Linked DNA regions of Homo sapiens: region 1 is linked to region 2. A link is a contact called in ENCODE Hi-C or POLR2A ChIA-PET data. All regions are on one chromosome and are shown on one strand. Each heading gives the region's core, a stretch centred on a gene start or an enhancer-like site at or near the end of the contact. The rest is flanking DNA. Distances are from core to core; before and after follow the strand shown. Region 1 overlaps SERINC2 (serine incorporator 2). Region 2 has its middle 6.7 kb from the start of MATN1.

Region 1 (2,931 bases), core at 411-2,910, 690 kb after region 2:
GGACTAGTATCTATCCATGGCCTGTTAAGAACTGGGCCACACAGCAGGACGTGAACAGCAGGTGAACAAGCATTACCGCCTGAGCTCCGCCTCCTGTCAGATCAGTGGCAGCATTAGATTCTCATAGGAGTGCGAACCCTATTGTGAACTGTGCATGCGAGGGATCCAAGTTGCGTGCTTCTTATGAGAATCTAATTCCTGATGATCAGAGGTGGAACAGTTTCATCCCAAAACCATATCTGCCCCCTGCCAGCACCCCTGCTGCCATCTGTGGAAAAAGTGTCTTCCCTGAAATTGGCTCCTGGTACCAGAAAGGTTTGGGACCACTGCTTTATGGCCTCTAAAACATTTTTCAGGCTTTTCTTATCCTCTCACCCACCAAGGACAGCCATGGATAGGAGGCAGGTCTTGGGGTGGCAGCTGCAAGATGTAACCAGAAGTTGCTGGACAGGTGGACTGTTTCAATTTAGACCATGAGGAATAGTTTCGTTTCCAAAGCATTTTGTTTAGCATCTGTGTGAACGAGAGATAGGCGAGGAGCATTTCTAGTTTGGGGGAGAGTAAGAGGGGAGGCAGATGCCCGCCAGCAGGGTGTGCTGTGTGCCTTGTGACCAGTCCAGAAAGAAAAGCAGAGGTCTCTGAGGAGCAAGGGGCCCCTGCCAGCCTGCTCTTTTCAAAGCTCATCTTTCAATTCCTGACCCTTGGCTCCAGCCCCTCGAGTGGGTGCCCACCGCTCTTAGGATGAAAACCAGTGTCCTGTTCCTGACTGCTGGTGCCTATGTGGTCTGGCCTTGCCAGCCTGTCTGACCTCATACTCACCGCTGACTGTCTGCTCACCAAGCTTTGGCCACGAGGGCCTTCTTAAATTCCTCAAATGCCCAGCCCCTACCCACCCCAGAGCCACCTGTCTAGAACTTTCTTTCCTCCCTTTGGTCTGGCAGTGTCTCCTCATCCCTCTGCTCTCAGCTTATTATTTTATTTTAAAATATTTCTTTTTAAAAGGCCAGGTGCAGTGGCTCACGCCTGTAATCCCAGCACTTTGGGAGGCTGAGGTGGGCAGATTGCTTGAGCCCAGGAGTTTGAGACCAGTCTGGGCAACGTGGTGAAACTCCGTCTCTACAAAAAATACAAAAATTAACCAGGCATGGTGGCGTGTGCTTGTAGTCCCAGCTACTCAGGAGGCTGAGGTGGGAGGATGGCTTGAGCCCAGGAGGCAGAGGTTGTAGTGAGCTGAGATTGCGCCACTGCACTCCAGCCTGGGTGACAGGGCAAGACCCTGTCTCAAAAAAAAAAAAACAAAAAAAGAAGAAAAGAAGAAAACCCTTCTTTTTAAAAGATACGGTCTCGCTATGCTGCCCAGGCTATTCTCTAACTCCTGTGCTCAAGCGATCCTCCTGCCTTGGCCTCCCAAAATGCTGGTATTACAGGTGTGAGCCACTGCACCTGGCCTGCTCTCAGCTTAAAAGTCACTTCTTCAAGGAGGGCTTCCCTGACATGCCACCCTCAATCAAACCTAGGCTGCATTAGCACTTTTCTGGCAGTGGGTACGTGTCCTTCTTAGCGCTTGTCACGATGTGAGTCATGATTTGTTTAGTGTTTTTCCTGCTTGTGTAAGCTCCAGGAAGGCAAGGCCTATGTCTGTTGCTCTCCAGGCTCTTAAATCCCTGGGTGAGGAGTAGGGGCTGTTTGGGGGAAGATAAAGTTTACCAGAGGTATCTGGATGTGGGGCCTGTTTCTTTAAAGGCTGGGCTGTGGACTGGGCTCCCAGGAGGGTGAGTCTCCTTTTCAGGTGTGGCATAGTGTGTCATCACCAGCCCCTGAATGATTTCAGCCAGGCCAGGGGAAGGGCTGACCGCAACTGGGGCAGAGGACCCTGGAGAGGGAAAGGGTTAGACCGCCACCTGCTGTCTAGTGCTGGTATAGCCTCAGAGCCGAAAATCATTCCGTTTATCCAACTGGTGTTTATTCTGCACTTGCTGTTTTCTGAGGTCTTAACATGTGACTGGTACTATGCCAAACACTTCATATTCCTTCAACAGATAGCCTGTAAGCTCCTGCTGTGTGACAGACACTGTTCGAATTTCTAGGAATACCACAATGAACAAAACGCAAAAATTCCTGCCCCGCTGGAAAGCGGAGGCCGACAAAACATAAAGCCTCGCTGATGGCAGAAGTCCCGCGGGGAAAAATTAAGTGGGGAAGGGGAAAGGGAGCCCAAGGGGGCTACAATGTGGAATTTCTGTTTCACTCTCACAACTGCTTTGTGAGGAGTACATACCACTATGTTACAGAAGAGGACACTGAGGCACAGAGAGGTTGAGTGAGTTGTATAAGGTCACGAAGGTAATCGGTGACAGCTGGCCTTGTGATTTTTTTTTTTAAACTACTCTCCCTCCCTGTAAGAAAGAAACAGCGTGACCTCGGCTAGCTCTCGCTTTCAAGCCACAGTATCACTGGAGATAGACCCAGGTTTGAATCTGGGTTCTGTGGTTACTGGCTGTGTAGCCCTATATGACCCAGCCTCCCTCTCGGACCTGAAAGTTCAATGGGCTGGTGTCTGGGGAACAGTGTGCTCCTGCCTAGCGCAGCACAGATGCGCCGACCTCTGGGCAGGTGGTGAGAGGTGCGCGCTTGGGCGGTGAAGGGGAGAGGGAAGAGTGACAGTGCCCTCCCGCAGGCGTCCTGCCTCTGCGGCTCTGCCCCCTGCATCCTGTGCAGCTGCTGCCCCGCCAGCCGCAACTCCACCGTGAGCCGCCTCATCTTCACGTTCTTCCTCTTCCTGGGGGTGCTGGTGTCCATCATTATGCTGAGCCCGGGCGTGGAGAGTCAGCTCTACAAGGTGAGTGCCCCAGGGGAGGCAGGGCGGCCTCCAGCGAGGGGCGTCAGTGGCTCCAGGATAGAGGGCCCAGGCTTGGGGTCACAGCTTATCCA
Region 2 (2,842 bases), core at 311-2,810:
GCAGGCGAGTGTTCTGTTCGACTATCTGGGCCACTGAGATGGCAGCAAAATTGTTTCCCAGGTGGATGTTGTTTATTTATTTAGAACTGTGGCTCCCTCGTGCCAGCAGCTCTCTGCTATGCCCACTGACCATCGGCGTGCTCTTGGTGGCTAATTAGGGAGACTTCTTCCTGGGACCCGGGAGACAGACTGGAATGTGAGCACTGGTTCCCAGAGAGCCCATCCGGGAGGGCAGCGGGCAAGGCCTGTGGCTGCAGAGACACACAGTGGCTGCTGCTTATACCCTCCGCAGAGGCCCTGCTGCCACCCAAAGACCCAAGGAGAACCCGAGGGTGGGTCCTGCCCCTGACTTCCTTTAACCTGACTGCTTTTCTTGACACTTAAACGGTTTCATTGCAAATTGGAGACACTGCCAGAGTACCGGATTGGACATGAATCTCTGGTCTTCCCAAAAGTCAGGCAGAGATGTGGAGGGGCCCACAGTCACAGGGCAGATTCCTCACCTGCAAAGTGGCCATGCTCATCGCCCCATCCAGGAGCCTGCAGTGCAGCTGGGCTGCTCCTCCTGCCCAGGCCCCATTCGGGCCACAGACCCCATGATCTGAGGTGTCACATGTGGTTCATGACACCTCCCATGTGCTATCTTGGTCTCAGGCCCCACGCATGGTCAGCCAAACTGGAATCCAGGGTGAGGAGGCGTGTGCTTTCATCTGCCGGCCTGTCTGGGGAGGCCACGGAGCAGCAGCACATCCTTCTGATGGGTTAACACCTGGGTGATACCAGCCCAACCTGATATCCCACCCACATGTCCAAAGATAGCACTCACATCTCAACCTGCCTCCCTCCTCGCTCTCCTAAACTCCAGACCTAGAGACCCAGCTGCTTCCTGAGCACCTCCCATTATATGTCCCCCAAGGAAGCGCAAATCTAGCCCCACCAAAACGCGATGCATCCTTTGCCATCCCCCGTTTCGCATCCTCTGCTCAGAGCTGGGCACCACCATCCGAGGGTCCGCAACATCCAAAAGCTCCCTGCTGCCTCTGAGGCCTCCTGCTTCTGCCAGGGCCCTCCCAAGAGGGCTCAGAGCCTGGAATAGGAATTAAATGAGGGCCTTGTGAGGTAGAAATTCCCAGAGGAAGGGCGAGGTTACCCAGAAAGGTCTAGAGAGACAAGCTCAGGTCCATTTGGGTGGACTGAAGTCCAAGCCCAGGTCTGCCCCTTGGCCAATGCGTGACTGTGGGCAGAGGCAGCCCCTCCCTGAACCTCAGGAATGATCACCACCCAGCACCTGCTGCGTGAGGCCACTGGGAGCTTTGTGGAGCCAGCACACTGAAGGGCCCACTCAATTACGGGGACCCTTCCTGCTACCATCACAGCTCCCGAGAAACCTGAAGTTGCCCCGCTTAGCACCCCAGGTTTAATTTTACCAGCTCTTTTTTCCCTCCAAGAGACAACCACTCCAGGCTGCCCTCACCTGCCCAGGCCTGGAAGCAGCCCCCTCTGTCCTGGGGCCGGCTCCTTTCCAGGCATGAAGCTCAAACAGGCGCTGTCAGTGGGTCCAAACCATCGCAGCCCCGTCAAAGGACCCCTGTGTGAGCCTCAAACGGGGCATTGATAGGGCCTCAGTGAGGGCTGCCCAGGCGATCGTGGGCTCGCTTGGCTTGGCTAGCCATGCGGACTTCCCCAAACCCAGCTATTTCCTGTCCCTCGGGTGGCCCCCTCCCAGCTGCCTGGCCACAGGGCACAATCCCACTACACAGCTCAGCCTGTTCTTCGGCTCCAGGCCAGAGGTGGGAGTCGGGGAAGGCGGGAAGGACGGGAGAGTCGCGCCGGGAAGTTCAGGGCCTCCTGGTCCTTGTGACACACGCAGCCATGGCCCTTCAATCTCCTTGTGATAGGATGCAAGGCTGGGCCAATGTCTCTCCTCCCGTGACCTCTGCTCCCAATCCACACTTGCCGGGGCTTCTCAGCGGGCCCTCTTCCCATGGGTCTTTGCAAGAAGCAACAACTGACACAGACTGGGCCCCAGCCCGTCTAAAAGCCTCCACTCGGAGTAGAAAAAAAAGGTGCTTGGTCTCATCTCTGACCACTGTGTGGCCTCAGGAAAGTCACTTGATGTCTCTGGGCCTCTGCCCTCAAGTGTGAACAGGAGCTCGCTTTCCATTTCTGTGAATTACACTGCACCAACTGCTTGGGGGTCTGATAAGGAGCAAATAACATCCATGAAGAAATCTGCCATTCCACAAAAAAACTGACACCACCAGAAGGTTGACAATGCCTCTCAAACTCATCCCCGTCCCTGCCGCCCCATAGGATGACTTCCCCAGCCTTTGTAGGGGTCCCTGCATTTGGGCTCTTCCTTCCTAAAACCCAAACCTTGTAACTCCTTGGCCCAAAATCCTTCAAAGACACCTGTCTCAGGATTAGTCCATGTTCCTCGGTGTGACATTCAAGGCTCTGAGGGCTCTTTTGGTATTGGTGACAGATCCCAATTCAAACAGCCCTGGTCTCTTTATTAACTTTACTTTCAGGTAAGTCCTCAACAGCTCAGCCACACCGGGGAGAAAAGATAAGAGATGGAGAAACAGAGAGACATTATTAAAGAGTTGTAGTCCTGGATCCTGCCATACCTGAAGCCAAAAATCCCTGGATTTTTTATTTGTATGAGAGCCAAGAAACATCGTGAACCACCTTCTGGTTTCTCATAATAAACTTGGCTCATAAGGCTTCTGTTACTTGCAACCATGTCCTTCCTGTAAATTCCCTTCTTGGCTGAACTTAGCCAGGGTGAGCTTGCACCTAAAGAGCCCCACTGTGTGCAAACACTCTTCCTGACCCAGCC

The links. A loop is a pair of places that touch in the nucleus more often than their neighbours do. ChIA-PET counts read pairs that join two places held with the same protein, here RNA polymerase II (POLR2A). Pooled maps may share reads with other maps.
Region 1: a loop to region 2 is called in a map of right cardiac atrium, with 4 times the contacts of the local background. The contact joins two enhancer-like sites. A Hi-C loop is called at or near these places in 4 of 168 maps with a recorded cell type or tissue (cardiac septum, heart left ventricle and right cardiac atrium) and 8 of 50 pooled maps. POLR2A ChIA-PET finds 5 or more read pairs at or near these places in 1 of 52 experiments (naive thymus-derived CD8-positive, alpha-beta T cell).

The regions. Positions count from the first base shown.
Region 1 is chr1:31,421,016-31,423,946 of GRCh38, forward strand. SERINC2 (serine incorporator 2) reads left to right here. Exons shown (of 10, transcript NM_178865.5): 2 at 2,678-2,839. Among named protein-coding and RNA genes, the nearest start is that of SERINC2, 9.3 kb to the left of the region's middle. RefSeq lists a silencer at 2,635-2,734. Within about 2 kb of position 1,661, at least 16 of the 41 ENCODE cell types and tissues checked have a DNase peak (open chromatin) inside an H3K27ac peak, as active enhancers do.
Region 2 is chr1:30,728,816-30,731,657 of GRCh38, forward strand. No RefSeq gene overlaps it. Among named protein-coding and RNA genes, the nearest start is that of MATN1, 6.7 kb to the left of the region's middle. RefSeq lists enhancers at 1,398-1,527, 1,678-1,787. Within about 2 kb of position 1,561, at least 3 of the 41 ENCODE cell types and tissues checked have a DNase peak (open chromatin) inside an H3K27ac peak, as active enhancers do.